Regions from separate parts of the Homo sapiens genome. Here region 2 is linked to region 1. A link is an interaction called in ENCODE POLR2A ChIA-PET data of the cell type or tissue named here. Cell type or tissue: A673. All regions are shown on one strand.

What was found. Peaks named below come from ENCODE experiments on the same cell type or tissue, not always from the same donor. Only the 100,000 strongest peaks of a DNase experiment are listed, where the experiment ranks them.
Region 2: POLR2A ChIA-PET joins it to region 1 with 9 read pairs; 1 of 35 experiments calls an interaction of 5 or more read pairs at or near these places.

What each region holds. Positions count from the first base shown.
Region 1 is chr6:123,376,131-123,384,130 of GRCh38, forward strand. TRDN (triadin) reads right to left here. Exons shown (of 41, transcript NM_006073.4): 15 at 5,988-6,017; 16 at 5,240-5,260; 17 at 1,736-1,768; 18 at 1,586-1,612. Among named protein-coding and RNA genes, the nearest start is that of TRDN-AS1, 59 kb to the right of the region's middle. In A673, a CTCF peak has its summit at 4,371; a DNase peak (open chromatin) is centred at 4,341; H3K4me3 peaks cover 643 bases; H3K27ac peaks cover 3,585 bases.
Region 2 is chr6:122,796,497-122,804,496 of GRCh38, forward strand. It overlaps SMPDL3A (sphingomyelin phosphodiesterase acid like 3A), which reads left to right. Exons shown (of 8, transcript NM_006714.5): 3 at 328-472; 4 at 4,814-4,910; 5 at 7,168-7,337. Among named protein-coding and RNA genes, the nearest start is that of SMPDL3A, 11 kb to the left of the region's middle. RefSeq lists a silencer at 1,788-2,082. In A673, no CTCF peak of the experiment used is centred here; no DNase peak of the experiment used is centred here; H3K27ac peaks cover 1,451 bases.

The DNA of each region.
Region 1 (8,000 bases):
TATTAGACAGTAATATTTAACTATTAAAACTTTTAAAACTGGCTACACCAATAGTCATTCTGTATGTCTCTCTGTCTTTCTATAATGCACACACTATCTTAGGTTCTTCTTACATGCGTAAGTGAGAAGATGTGTTATGCTTGAGGAAATGCAACTCTGAACCAACAGGGTGTTCTCTGTAAAGTAGACAAAACATTTCTTCCCAAAGGTCAAATACTGTGAAAATATGAAATGCTGAAATGTGCAATTATTGCATCTTGTAAATTATTTTAAAGTCTTCTGTTTTTAAATTTATAAAAATGTAATTGTTCTATTTGGTGTTTCTTCCTTCACTCAATAAGCCATCATCAAGCGCCCAATGTGTCCTGGCATTACAATAGGTGCTCTGGGAATAAAGAGAAAAAACAGTCGGCTTCTTCCAATTTCTGACTATATAAGGTAGAAAAGGGAAAAGATAATACGATTTTAACAGCATATGAAATATTATAAAAGTAAGAAAATGATACTATGGGAAGTAATTGGACAGACACTTAAAACAGATTTGGGCTGTCTCAGGATATTTTATAATCTTTAAAAATGAATAATAAATGTGGATTCAAACCTGTAGTTTTCCGTGGTTTGTGGTAGGGTGAGACTACAGTTGGGCCCCTTTGCGTGGTTTTTTAAATAAGATTGAGCAGATGCTATTTCCATTTAAATAAAATGAAATGGGAAGAATGACTGATAGGTATTACATAAGGTTATGATCACCCATACACACACACACACACAATACTAAATAACTCAGTGAAGCTCCTTCAGTAGGAGTTAGCCAGGCAAAATCAAGAGGTGATAGTTTTAAATGAGGGAAATATAAATGGTTTCAGAAATTTTCATTTGAAATGATTAATTGGGCAGGTTAAATGCTAGAAAACTTCAAGACAATAATTTGGTATCCACAGCAACTGCACTTTTAGTTTTTGTTGATAGGTTTATTTGTCTTGTCTAGTTGTTTGACTCTCAATCAGTTTTTTTCTCATCAGAATGTAAATATATTTTGGGCAAAATCTACTTTTGCTCTCACTGCAACTCCCCTGAGCACTCAGGAAATGTTATTAAGTAAGATTATGAATAAGGAGATAATATTTGCTGGAAGTGATTATTCCATATTTTAAAAACAAAGCGATGTATAATGCATTTACAAAAAGTGTTTTGTTCTTGTTTTGTTTTGCTTTTACACTAAACTGTGAAAGAGTACTTCGCAAATACTGCACAGATGAATTCACTGAGGGTCTTGTGAAGTTGCAGACTCTGATTCAGTAGGTCTTGAGTGGGGCCAAAAATCCTTCATTTCTAATAACATTTTGGGTGATTCTGATGCTGCTAGTTCACAGAACACACATTGAGGAGCAAGAGTGTAACATTTGGCTTTCATTTTCTAAAACTGCATTGATGTTATGTCCATGTCAAGAACTTGGAAAAAACACTGTGAGATGGAAGCATTCCCCACCCTTTACTGGCGCTGCCTTACCACCTGTTTGAGGCTACAGCATTAATAAACACTGGACATGAGTATTCGGAATCCAGCAACAGTGGTCTTACTCACCTGAGTGTTCTTTCTTTGGTGACTTTGCTGTATCAAAAAGGAAAGAAAAAAAAATCAGCATTCTATGTCATTCAATTGTAATTCAGTATTCAATTGCAAATCAAATAATATTATGAAATTGTGAGAACAGAGGAATTTAAAAACAGTTACCTGGTTCCACATGTTTTTCTTTCTTTTCCTGTTCTGAAACATATTATTATTGTTATTATTATTATCGTTATTATTCTAAAGTTTATGAATCCCAACTTAATTGTTTTAACACAAAGAAACATGCATGTGCTGATGCCAGATTGCAGCAACTAATAATGGCTTACATAAAAAGGCTAAGATTATATACTTAAAATAATTCTTTTTTCCATTTATCTTGGGAGTTTCCTTATGGGGCAGCATCAAAATATTCTGAATATTAGAGGAATTTGAATTTTTTACAGATGATAAACCAGAAAAATAAAATAGAATCCATAAAGGGTGAAAAAAATTAAATTTGCTATTATATTAGATCAATATGAAATAAATTTGAGTCAAAATAGTAAGTACAAAAGATAATTATTACAGCTTTTTAAGAAATTGCTTAGTTTTTCTGAGACAGGGTCTTGTTCTGTTGCCCAAGTTGTAGTGCAGTGTTATAATTCTAGTTCACTGCAGCCTCCACTTCCTGGGCTTAATTGATCCTCCAACCTCGGCCTCCCAGGTAGCTGGGATTACAGGCACACACCACCATGTGTAGCCAGATTTGTAGTGTGTGTGTGTGTGTGTGTGTGTGTGTGTGTGTGTGTGTGTGTGTGGAGACAAAGTCTCACCATGTTGCCCAGGCTGGTCTCAAACTTCTGGGCTCAAGAGGTCCACCCACCTCAGCCTCTCAAAGTGCTAGGATTACAGGCATGAGCCACAGCACCGCAGCTTATTGCAGTTATTTTAAAATAATTCTCAGAAAGATGAAGATTAGCACATTTCACGTGGACTGCCTCTTCTAAGAATCTTCTTACATGGAAGAAATAGCTGTTAAGCTAAGACAAAGGCTTTGTGAGGCATATTTAAGACACTAAAATAGAAAAAGAAGTTTCAGGGTAAAACATTTGCCTTGCTTTTAGGACAAATGCTCCTTTTGGAGTCCTCTTTATATAGCGTTTCTTTTCAGGAATCTACTTTTGTCAATATTGTATGAGACAAAGCATTATTTTGTTCTCAAGATTAAGCTGACATTTACATTATAATAAGTACTAATTTTATAAGAATTGCAAGCACTAATTTTACATGAAGTGCTATCATCTACATTTCTATTCTTATTTATTTTGCCTTGACAACCTTGTCAAATTAATGTAAAAGAAGATTTTCAAGAAATACTTTAACATACCCACATTTTTATCTGATATTTTAAAGAAGAATGGAAAGATTCTTAAAGTTTTATTTAATGAATAGATTTTGAAGACTAGAATATGTTCATACTGAAAGAACTCTACAAACTATATTTTAAAAATATAGAGTGTCATAGAATGCTACGGTCATCACATCAATTTCCCAAGTATACAATTTTGTTAGTCAGGCTTCTAATTAAATAAGTGTGGTATAATGAGCAACTTATCCTCTTTTAAGACAGCCTTTAAGCAGCAAAACAAAAAAATGAAACAAATGGCTTGGCCAAGTGTTGCAGGTCAAAAAGAAGAAGCTATGACGATTTAGCTAAAATTAAACAAAATGAGAACATTATCAAATGTTGTCTGGCAAATGAAGAGCAATTAAATACATTGTTTAATTTATTGCTTAACTGAAGCTCTAATTATAAAACATTTCCAAGAAATTTGTGATGACAGTCACAAACAGTGATAACAGTCAAAAAAGTACTGGAAGCAGATTTGGACATGCATCAGAATCGAATACCAGCTATACATAAGATTAAAAGTTAAAATAAAGTCCCCTCAATCTTATCAGAAAGCTGAAAAATAGCTGTGCTAATTTGTTCATTATATAGGATAGCTCATGGTGTAATTATTGAATTACCTTAGTAAATATACATTGATTTACCCTTTAACTCTACAGGGACTGCAAACTCATGTTTATGGTTGATTTTTGAGGTCTCTTTCTTTTACTTTTTATTTTGAAAAAAATTATAGCTCACAAACATTTACAAAATGTACAGGATGGTCTCTTGTACTTTTCATCCTGTTTCCCTTAACCATAATTAAAAATATCTGAAAAGTGAACAACCTTTAAGTTGTGATTATTAGAAAAGTAGAAGCAAAATAAAATATAAAATTGGGGTGTACCATCGAGTAAAGCAACCCTCAAGATAAAAAATCCAAATCAAAGAAATTCAAAGATACAACACTAACAATAATAAAAGCAAGTCTAGATGATAAACCATAGCAAATGAGTGAATTTGAAAAGAACTGATAGGTGTTTTGAAGAAAACTATTTCTTCTCCTTATTGCTGCCCGAGTCACAATCTGAGGACCTTCTCAAGGAGGGAAACAGTTGGGTTGTGAATGAATGCGTGAAAAGGCATGTTTATTTATTAAGTGCATCAGTGCCCTGAAGATTGCCAAGGAGCTGCAGTGTGTGCAGGAACTTTTAAATCTTATAAACTGTAATAAAGGGCCTTAAGGCTATCTCTATATGTACTTTAATACTATTTTTCGAATCTCCAGTTGTTCTCCATTTTCCTGCTGGTGCAGCGTTTATAGAGTGCTTTCTGTATCTCTGTGCCAGTACTCATCAGTAGCTCTGCACACACGTAAATCTGGAACTGAGAGAACTCTCTGTAGATGGATTGCTCCCCCTGGCTGAGTTGTAGTATAATTTCACGAGTGTCTCCACAGGGCATTTTAGAGCATTTTTACAACGTTGAATGTCTCAGCATCCTTGCTTTTTGTAGGGCCAAAACACATAAATATATTTTAATTGGTATATATTTTAAAACATTTTTGATATCACTAGAATCTTAAAATCTATATTGCTGGTAATGTGCTAATTTTTAATAGTGTATTGAATAAGTTCAAGGGTTTTTTTTTTTTTTGCTTTCTTTTGTTAAATATATCTTATTTTCTTCAGAGGAGAACCTATATTTGTGAAAGACATACATTAAGTTATTGAGCTTGACTGAATTGTTAGCACACAGTCTTAATAGTGTTAAAGCAACAGTGGATGAGGCTGAATAGCAACCCTATTAGACAGAGCTCATAGTGAGTGTAGGGGGGAAATTATGTTATGGGAAAAATGTCATATATCACATGGGCATGCCAAAATATCTACAGATTACAAAAAGAAAGATAGGAAAAAAGTTGTAAAACTAGCCTGTAAAAGAACTTCTAGTCAATTTTCAAAGGACTGACAACTAACCAGATTAGGACTAAATTTACAAAAACATAAGTCAGTTTGGGTTAATGGAATGCAGTTTTACTTTTGATTACAAGCCCGTCAAGAGTATTGTTAGATGATTGCATGAGCTTGAGAAAGAGTTCTAAAAATGATTACTATGCTTCTCAGTCCACTCTAACCCCCAGACTGTGTATTTTTTCACTTGGACAAAAAACAACAGAGTTCACATGCATAAAACATAGGAAAAGCGGATTCAAAATTGCAGGTCTAAATACAGCAGCAGGCAAATAATAGTAGTAAAAAAAAAAGTACACAAATACACTGCATGCATTTCCTTACTTTTTCCCTTGGGTTGTTCTACTGAAAGAAATACAAACAAAATCATTGCTCTTAAAACTTTAAAGATAAAACGTACTACCCTACATATTGATTAGACTGTAATTTTTCCCACCCCTCCTTCCAATTTTCTCTCCTTAAATTTCACAATGAGGTGAAATTTCACAGTGAGGCTCTGAGGTATTGTTAATTACTGTAGGTGCTTCCATAATTTGATTGGCAAATATTATTTGACAATAAATTAACCCAGGATTATACTGTTTAACCATTTTAAATTATTTACACCTGATATGTAATAGTCTCTTAAACACATAAAAACACATGTGAACAAGTCTAGGAGGCACAGGTATACTTGCCAAATGAATTATTCAAGACCGAAAGGAAGAAATCAGTTCCTAATTGATGCCAGTCTATCAAAAAGTAATTTAGTGTGTGCTTTCTAGTAAAATAAATGTTTGATACTGAAAATTTTTCAATTTCTTGTTAAGTAAACATTTCTTTGGAAACAATTACTGTGAAAGGATATGCAGTATTTATTTCCATTACTGCGAAATACTTCTCATAGCAGTATTGTCAGAATAGATTTGGCGCTCTCTCTCTCTCTCTCTCTCTCTCTCTCTCTCAATCTCAATCATTTTTTCTTCTCCTCTATCCCACACATAATTCTTTCTTCTACATCAATCCTTTAAGAAGGTATGCTGTTTCATGGTTCATCAAACATAAGGCAGAAAAAAAGAAATATGTCCAGTACCTTCTGCAGGTTTTTTTGTTTTCTTGGAATCTGAAAACACAAAGATAAATTATTAATAAAACAGATACAATAAATCAACAGCTGATCAGCTCACAACAAATTTCTATAAACAATCAAATAAAATTGATTATTCAACAAATTGATCATTTGTATATTTCTAGAATATGAGACTTAGAAACTGTTCTGTTTTGTGGGAATAAGTATTAGAGTGAAGCAGGAGTGAGAAACTCTTTATAAAATATCTTATATTAATAATATTTTATAAAGAATATAAAACATTGAAAAATATAAAGGAAAATATACCCACATATAATTTATAAAGAAATTTTGTTTTGCCTATGTAAGTTAGTAACCTGTTAATAGAACATCAAACTGAGTAAATATATGCTCTGTTTCCATAAAGATGCTTAGGAGTTCATGAAGTTAACTTGAAACTTTCATTTGTTCAATCTAAGTCAGTCCAGGTGAATTATGTTGCACTGTCTTTGAATAATCAATACACTTCCAATATAGATATTCAGACATTCTTATGGTAATGGAAAAGAAATAGATTACTGTTGACTCATGGGTTACTGATGAATACATCACTATATTTATAACTGTTATGTAGTAATGTCTATTTCGTGGTCAAAAGACATCGATTTCATTTATAGTAGACGGGCATTCAGCCTAGATCTGATAAATTTATTATTTTCTATTATTTAGGCCATGAAACTTTCTGCTCCCACCACTTGAAAATGAAAACAAGAGGTTTTTAAGCTCATTTGTTTTAAGATTGAAGCACCTGAGCTTGAATTTTTGCTTAGAATATTTTATTTTTTAATCTTCTTTGTCCTTTTACTGTTTCTGTAAGAACTTTTAAATTCTCTATTACTGAAATTAGAATCATAATAATGAACTATGAATTGATACCTGCAAAAGGTAGCTAAATTGTTTTCTGGCTTATAATTATCTGGCTTGGAACCTAGAACAGTAGACATTCACTAATAGTTTGCAAGTTAATGGATTTCTGTGCCTTACAGAGGTGTGGTGGTATCACGACTTCACTTCCATGATGAAGAAAGGGAACTAAAATGTTTGGATATGACAATGGACTCATTGTCTCTTCACAAAAGGCAGTTAGATGGTCAACAAAATTGTTTTATGTAACAATAATAATCAGTGCCAGTAACATTGTGGTGAAGGTAATGTCCCACTTCCGTAGATGTATAAGCTAGAAACATATTTTAGGAAACAAACTAAGAAAAGAATCCAGAAAATCATAAAAATTAACATGCTTTTTGATGTGGTAATTCCATTTCTAGAAATCCATAGAGAAAAAAAGCAATATTATCATAAAAATAAATATTTAGGGAAATGCTTTTCTCAGGATATTGCTTTGTGTCTCTCAGTAATGGGCATATTAAACACTACCCTCTGAACAATAAGAGAGTGTTGATGAATTTGTGGTATATTCATACAATAGAAAAATACACAATTATTCAAATGATGTTTTGCTAATTATGCCACAATGTGGAAAATATTAACTAAATAAGATAAATTAAATAATGCAAAATAAAAATAAAAACATAATATAAAATGACTTTATGTGTGCATGTGAGTGTGTATGAAGAAAGATTAGAAGAAAATATGCCAACATACTAATGGTAGTTGTGGACAGATTAAATAATTAGGCAAGATTTTATTACCTCTCTTTCTGAATTTCAAATTTTTCTGTAACACGAATATGTTTTATTTGTAAGGGGAAAAAACTCTTGATTTTAAAAAATAATCGATTCCTGAGACAAAACATTTGCTTAGTCATCATTTGTTAAACACTGTTGTGTCCAGCACACTACAATGAAAATAATTTTAGAATAGATTTTTCTTAATTAACCCCAGCTCTGAAAACCAATGTGAAAAATATTCTTGCTATTTAGTTTGTCATCAGGAATTTTAAATTAGTAGGCTACATTTGCTATCTGAAACATATGTGCTTTGCAAACATTTTCCTATTCATTTTCTTCCTGAATA
Region 2 (8,000 bases), 580 kb before region 1:
CTGGGATTTGAAATAGGCATTTGGGCTCTGGTTCAATTGGCATCTGCTTTTAATTATTGCAGTTTTTAGCCTCTTATAAATCTTCAGTCAGGTAGTGAAATAGGCTGGGATTTCCAGCTTATTTTTTGTATTATATTTTGTTAATTTTCTTTTATAGGATTATCTGTAGGGTAGAGGTAAGTGAAGAGTAGTCTATCAACTCTTTAGCTGTAATCTGCTGTTTTAAAATGGAAGTCTGCAGTGATAGGTATAGCAACGCATCATGCATAAGTCTAGTAACTCTTTATGAAACTGATTTTGTTCTTTACAATCTCTCTCTTTTTTCAGGGATAGCCCACCTCATGTTCCTGTACCTGAACTCTCAACAGACACTGTTATAAATGTGATCACTAATATGACAACCACCATCCAGAGTCTCTTTCCAAATCTCCAGGTTTTCCCTGCGCTGGGTAATCATGACTATTGGCCACAGGTAAATTTGATAGACTTTCAGAAATGCTTAAAGAATTTTTCCTATTAGTAGTGTCAAAATTGTGACAATAACTAGCTAGTGATAGGGCATGGGAATGGGTCTTATAGAGGGAGAATATGGTCTTAATCCTAACCATCAAGAAAGGCAAAGACAAGTACTTCGGGGACTGTAAAAGTAATCTTTTAATACTTCATGAGAAGTTGTATCAATAGTGAGTTTTCAGAATAAAATTATCCAGTTTGTGGATGATTAATTTATGTTTTCCTTCATAATCTTCTTCAATTTCTCTTTTCTTTTGAGTAATGTTCTGGTTCATTTGCATGTCCATGACAAGGTTAGCAAGTAAGGTTAATATTGATAAATATTTACTTTTTCCAGAATTCTTATTAGACCTACAAGGATGTGCATACCCTGATGTAAGCTAGACTGTAAATAAAAACAAAAACTTACAAATTGCCATAAGAAGCAAAGAGGAAGGAGGTCCATGTTCAAGTCATAGTTTATCTAATTAAGACATGATTCAAGGCAGAAACCATGTTCAGAGCATTTAATGCCTGAGATACCCCCGGCTCAACAGGTTTTTATTTGAGAACCAACCTGTGCATAACAGCAAGATGGCCGTCCGGTTTACAGCATCCTATTGTAGTAGTGTAAAATCTTAGATTTGTACCCAGAGATTTTTGTTTAAGTCCAGGGCTGGGCAATTGTCTCCTGTGGTACAAATTCAGCCTGTTGCTTGTTTTTGTAAATAAAGTTTTATTGGAACACAGCTATGTTTCCATTCATTCTACATTGCTTTTGATTGTTTCATGTTTCAGAATAGAGCAGTTGAAATGGATAGAAAAAGTTTGCTGACCCCTGGTCTAGACCTACCCTTCATTTTGTAGGTGAGAAAATGAAGGCTCAGAAATGTGAATTACTTGTCCAAGTGCTCCACATCCCTTGGGAGCAGAGCCCATACGCTAGATCTTTTTACCTCAGATCTGTGTTCGCTTAAACCAACATCCTTTTGCACATCCCTTGCCTTGCCTGATTAACATACTCAATATTTCCCAAACATATCTACTTTCACGCCTCTCTGTGTCCACATTTTTCTCTTTGCTTAGAATATCTTCCATCTCATGTCAAATGAATGCTGAACGGGGGTTTTGATTATTTTTAGTTAATCGAACCTGAATACAGTAATTTTGATGAGTTGTATTCTAGAATAAGCTTAAGTTTCCAGTGACTTCTTGTCCCTGGCCTACTATCTTGAGATGAGTAATATGTGAGTCCTTTTGAGTCAGCCTGTCAACGAGCATTTGTTCCTGTTGATATGTTAGACCACACAGTGAAGAGGCTTGGGAACAAATGAGCTCCAGCAGCCCAAGGTCACACACATTGTGTTTATATGCCTTAGGTGGCAGGAAGACTGGAATATTGGAAAACACAGGTGTTCATAGTCACTAGAATGTAAATCTTTAACCAGCCCTGCTTTCCACTCCCTCCCTCTCCGCCACCACACCTCCCTCCCAGCCCTGCTTTTAATAGCTTGGCCAACTCGGGTGATTCACTTAACCTCGCTGATGCAGAGATCACTCATTTGTACATAGAAGCTAGAAATACCTACCTTGCAAAGCTTTTGTGAGCATTGGTGATATGAAAAAGGCATAGCTTACTATCTGGCACAGCATCAGCCCTCAGTAAGTGGGCTGGTGGTGATTGTCACATTAAGTGGTGACAGGGGATACATGTTTGTAACTCCTTTGAGGATTTGTTTGATTTTATTTTTATCTCTGTCCTCTTTTTGTCAAGTCAGATCTTACAATTCAAAGACAGAAATGCTACCTAACTTCTATAACATATCCTATTATATTAATATATACAGCTAGGGTAAATTGGGCAGCCTACATACCTTTAACAGTTAATTTTTTTTCTCTTTCTAGCTTATGATCTTATATCTAAAAATGTTCTTTCTGTTATTCTACTACCATCTTTCCACCTCACAGTTTCGGAAATGTCAAATGTAACATGAAAGCTCCACAACAAAATTTCTTAGAGGCTGATGTCTGAGATCTAACTCTGGAGAATGTTAGAAACAAATAAATTTCATAAGTGCTATTTTTCCACTGAAATTCTATGTTCATGCAGCATAGCTACATAAATATACATATACAGATGCATGTCCCCACCCATGACATCAGAAGTAGGTATCAGTGTGGACATCCTGGAGAATTCTTCCTGTTGCCACCCAAGGAAGGGTCCCCATTTACTCCTACACTGGCAAGACTGGTGCCACCGAATTTGTGGGTAGGTCACTTTCCATTAGGCTTCATTTCTCAGCAGTGGTTATGTCACAGCCAAAAAGGACTGGGAAGGAAACATGGTGCAATAGACAATTGACTGTGAGAGTAATCATGGGATTTAGACCAGCCCTGAGACTGACACCTATCCCTGGATAAGCCATCTAACTTCTCTGGTGCTTGTGTTTCTCATGTTTAAAATAGAGAAGAAAGTCTAAGTGATTTTTACATAATTCTAAGCTTCTCCATCACCACACCATACTTGGCATCCATCCCAAAGTAAATAAATGGCCAAGACTTTATGGCTTTTTATTATATGATGATAACGATGCGTACCAATTTTCAATCAGAATCTAGATTGGCCTAAGCTGTTGTGTAATTCTCAGACAGGCGACCCTGATCTTGGACACAAACTGAAAATACATGTTTAGTCCAATTAAAACAAGTCATTTGGTTATTACTTGCCCTATATGTATCTATATGTTCATCATGTATTAGACGCATGTATCAAGAACTACTAGGACTTGGGCATCTTCTTGAAAAATAACTTTTGATAAACTCCTCTCAGAAATAGGTCTATTTTACCAATGTACAGAAGTAAATGAAGAGAGTGAAGAAGGGGTTTCAGTCATTTAACATAATTTTTTAAAACAAAATTAAAAACAATTATCCAATTCACAAATGATTTATGGGTTTTTATTCAGTATTTACTTTTTTTTTTTTTTTTTTTTGAAACAGGGTCTTTTTCTGTTGCCCAGGCTGGAGTGCAGTGCAGTGGCACAATCATAGATAAATGCAGCCTCGCCCTCTGGGGCTCAAGCTGTCCTCCTGGCTTAGCCTTTCAAAGTGCTGAGATTACAGGCATGAATCACCATGCCCTGCTTCAGTATTTAACTTTCTTAAAGTTTTGTTTGTTTGTTTTCCTCCAGGCGAGGCTCCCCATTTACTTCTACACTAGAGCTTATGTCATCCTGAAGATACTTTATGATAATAAAAATGTTTTGTACTTAAAATGTGTTATTTAAAAAATCAAAATATTTTGATATAATTTATGCTGCCCTAAAGAGACTTCTCCAAATCAAAAGCATGTGGTTGTAAATCTTTATTCAAAGAGTTAAGAAGCTTATAATAGTTTGAACAGTTCAGAAGACTTTGTTAAATTCTAAAACATGATGTTTTCCCGTTCCCTCGGCATGCTGCATCGGGCAGTGCATGTGCAGGCTCAAACCTGCCTTTGGCATCTCTTTAATGAGCACACTCCCACATCCTTCCCATATCCTAGCCATGCTAAAACATGAGCTTTTCTCTGTACATGGTACACACCTATGGAACTCTGTGCTTTTGCCTGTGCCTATGCCTATGCCTATGTTTGTATCTGGGCCATTGCATTTGCTTTGATGCCCTTTTGTTAAGTTGATAAAGTCCTTATTTAAGGCCTGGCTTAAATAGTCTCTTCACTCTCTAATTCCCTGGGCTACACCTTTTTTGTTTGTTTGTTTGTTTGTTTTTTTGTTTTTTGAGCCAGAGCCTCACTCAGTTGCCCAGGCTGAAGTGCAGTGGTGCGATCTTGGCTCACTGCAACCTTCGCCTCACGGATTCCAGTGATTTTCCTGCCTCAGCCTCCCAAGTAGCTATGATTATGGGTGCTCACCACCATGCCTGGGTAATTTTTGTGTTTGTAGTAGAGATGGGGTTTCACCATATTGGCCAGACACTTCTTGAACTTCTGACCTCAAGTGATCCGCCTGCCTTGGCCTCCCAAAGTGCTGGGATTATAGGCATGAGCCACTGCACCTGGCCCTTGGCTACACTTGATTGTTCTTGCTTCTAGGCTCCCCGGACCTCTGGGTAGTGCCCAGCACATTGTCTTATAGTTAATTGGTTACATTTTATCCCCCAGTCTCCAACTAAGTTATAATTCCTTGAAGATGAAGTCTATCTAATAATCATCCTTGCATCTCTAGATGCCTAACGTAGTAGTCAGTGCTCAAGTAGTGTTTACATTAATTCAGCTGTGTATCTTTAAATTTCAATGGTGGATTATATTGTTTGTGGCCAGGATCAACTGCCTGTAGTCACCAGTAAAGTGTACAATGCAGTAGCAAACCTCTGGAAACCATGGCTAGATGAAGAAGCTATTAGTACTTTAAGGAAAGGTAAGTGAAAGACTTAGTTATTCCTATTTTGCCTCAATTTTTATTCATGTTATTTAGACTTAAATTTTTAATGTTTGCTTGAGTGTGCCACTTCTGGAGCACAGCCCCCAGTTTTTGTGGAGGACAGTGAGTAGTAATGCTGCCTGTGACACAGGTCGTGAACCTGTTTATCTTGCAGGGAGCTCTTCCTGTTTTTCTTCTATTCTTTTTTCTTCTTCTACTCTTAATTAGGTAGGTATGTTCCCCATGGAGCAAAAGCTGAACTTTGGATTTGAATGTAAATAAAAGTGTATGTTTCTAATTGGAAAATTGATTGAGAAGAGAGAATGGACACTAACTTCTAACCAAGCAGCACAATTTTATAAAACAAAGAGCTGGTAAAGTGAGGATAACTAAGCTTTTAACATGGACTTTGAGGTGCTTGGGAAAGTAATGCATAATTAGTGCATAGTAAGGCCTTCCCTGGGTCATGTCTAAAGGCCCTCTGCTCCACTGGCTCTTGACACATCATTATGTAAATCCCTGACATTTTGTGAGCTTAACTGAGGTGTGCAGCTGTTAAACTAAGACTTTGGTGTTTTCAGAATGTTGAGACAAATATTAAGTTAATGGCTAGACTTCTCTCAGTTAAAATACTTCTTTCGGTATTTTTGTTAACCCTTTGGCTTTTGCCACTATTTTGTTATTGTTTTTGCTAGCATGCAGCAAATCATAGTATATATGAATTTGAGACATGATAGCTTAGAATTAGACTATGGTTCTGATTAATCTAGGGAACTATATCTAGTCTTTTTTTTTTTTTTTTTTTTATTAAGATGGAGTTCCACTCTTGTTGCCCAGGCTGGAGTGCAATGGCATGGTCTTGGCTCACAGCAACCTCTGCCTCCTGGTTTCAAGCGATTCTCCTGCTGCAGCCTCCTGAGTAGCTGGGATTACAGGCACCTGCCACCACACCTGGCTAATTTTTGTATTTTTAGTAGAGATAGGGTTTCACTATGTTGGTCAGGCTGGTCTCGGGCTTCTGACCTCAGGAGATCCACCTGCCTCAGCCTCCCAAAGTGCTGGGATTACAGGCATGAGCCACCGTGCCCGGCCTATGTCTAGTCTTACACTTCACATCCTACAAGACACGTGGAGAGCTTATGCAGGTTGAAGGGAGAGCCATAAAGAATGATCAAGATCCCTAAAGAAATGCTCTGCCTTCTAAGGAGACTCAGCATAAAGCAGGGGAGGCAGAAAAAAGCTGAGAAGTGGAATGCAGGCCCTAAGAAAAAGCCATATGAGTTTCATAATGATATCCATTCCAATGATAGCCCTCAAAGATCCAGTTAAACACTGGAGTATAATATTAAGTTAAAAATCATAGAAGCCATCCTGAGAAAGTCTTAAAGGCAAAAGTGATTTGGGGCAGAGATGTCTTGCATGAGGGGCCTCAAACTTTGTCATCCCAGAGGCCCTAGTGAGACCTGTTGTCATTTTCTACTACTTGGACATGAAAGCAGCTTCTCAAAAATAACTTCTGACAAATTCAAACCCAACTGACCTGCTAGTACCATAATAAAAATAATAAGGTGTTGTGACTACAAGAAAGAATAGAGAAAATTAAAGGGGCAGTGATCCATCATGATTGAAAGCTAGGGAAAGCCGTGCATAGTGAGTAGGCTCAGGGCAAAGAAAGCTGGGCCAGATCTTAGTGCCCAGCTCTGAAAGTGCCATTGCAACAGACCCTTGGGTGTCCCACCACCAGTGGTTCAGAGGCGTGGGTGGAATGATGCCTTTAAACCTCCTCTCCCCTGAGATTGTAGCAGCTGTGGTTTGTCTGACCTTTTTTTCCGAGTAGTCTCTAGCAAGATCCATATGTGTTACCATTTTTTGGATTTTATATTTCACAATGTCTCTCATCTTAAGCCCCTAATCATAAAAGTAGAAGTTGATGTGTAAATCTTTCTTTCATAAAACTCAATCTCATTGCTTACTGCCGAAACACTTATTTATCTTTTCATGTGAATATTGGATACAGCTGTTGTTATCTCAATATGTTGGAAGCGATAGCACGGGGCCTGGCACCATAGCAGGTTTGCAGTAAATGCTTGCTAAATCTGATTCTTATCTAATGACAGCCTATCTATGTGCAAACTAAACAATGAGAAATAAGCACCAACCTCCTGACTGGATTGTAAACCTCAGGAATTTGCTTTCACAATGTTTGTGTGTATGTGTATGTTTTCCTAAATGTGTTTTAAAATTGTTTTTATAGGTGGTTTTTATTCACAGAAAGTTACAACTAATCCAAACCTTAGGATCATCAGTCTAAACACAAACTTGTACTACGGCCCAAATATAATGACACTGAACAAGACTGACCCAGCCAACCAGTTTGAATGGCTAGAAAGTACATTGAACAACTCTCAGCAGAATAAGGAGAAGGTAGATCCCATAGACCAAAACCATCTGGGAATAAACGGAAGGCAAAATTTGTATGTTTATTAAACTCGGGGTAGACTCCAGTATCAATAAAAGTATTATAATTTGAAGATTTTTTTTGCATAAACACTTTACAACTCATGGATTTTCTTTCTTTTTTTTTTTTTTAAATTTCGAGATGGAGTCTTACTCTGTTGCCCAGGCTGGAGTGCAATGGCGTGGTCTCGGCTCACTGCAACCTCTACCTCCTAGGCTGAAGCGATTCTCCTGCCTCTGCCTCCCCAGTTGCTGGGATTACAGGCACCCACCACCACGCCTGGCTAATTTTTGTATTTTTAGCAGAGACGGGGTTTTACCATGTTGGCCAGGTTGGTCTTGAACTACTGACCTAGGTGATCCACCCACCTCGGCCTTCCAAAGTGCTGGGATTACAGGTGTGAGCCACTATGCCTGGCCAACTCATTTTAGTTTTAAATTTTTTTTTTTTTCAGAGACAGGGGTCTCACTCTGTTGCCCAGGCTAGAGTGCAGTGGTGTGATCATGGCTCACTGCAGCTTCAGCCTCCTGGGCTCAAGTGATTCTCCCACCTCAGACTCCTAAGTAAGTGGGACTACAGGTGTGCGCCACCACTCCTGGCTAATTTTTTTTTCTATTATTTTTTGTAGA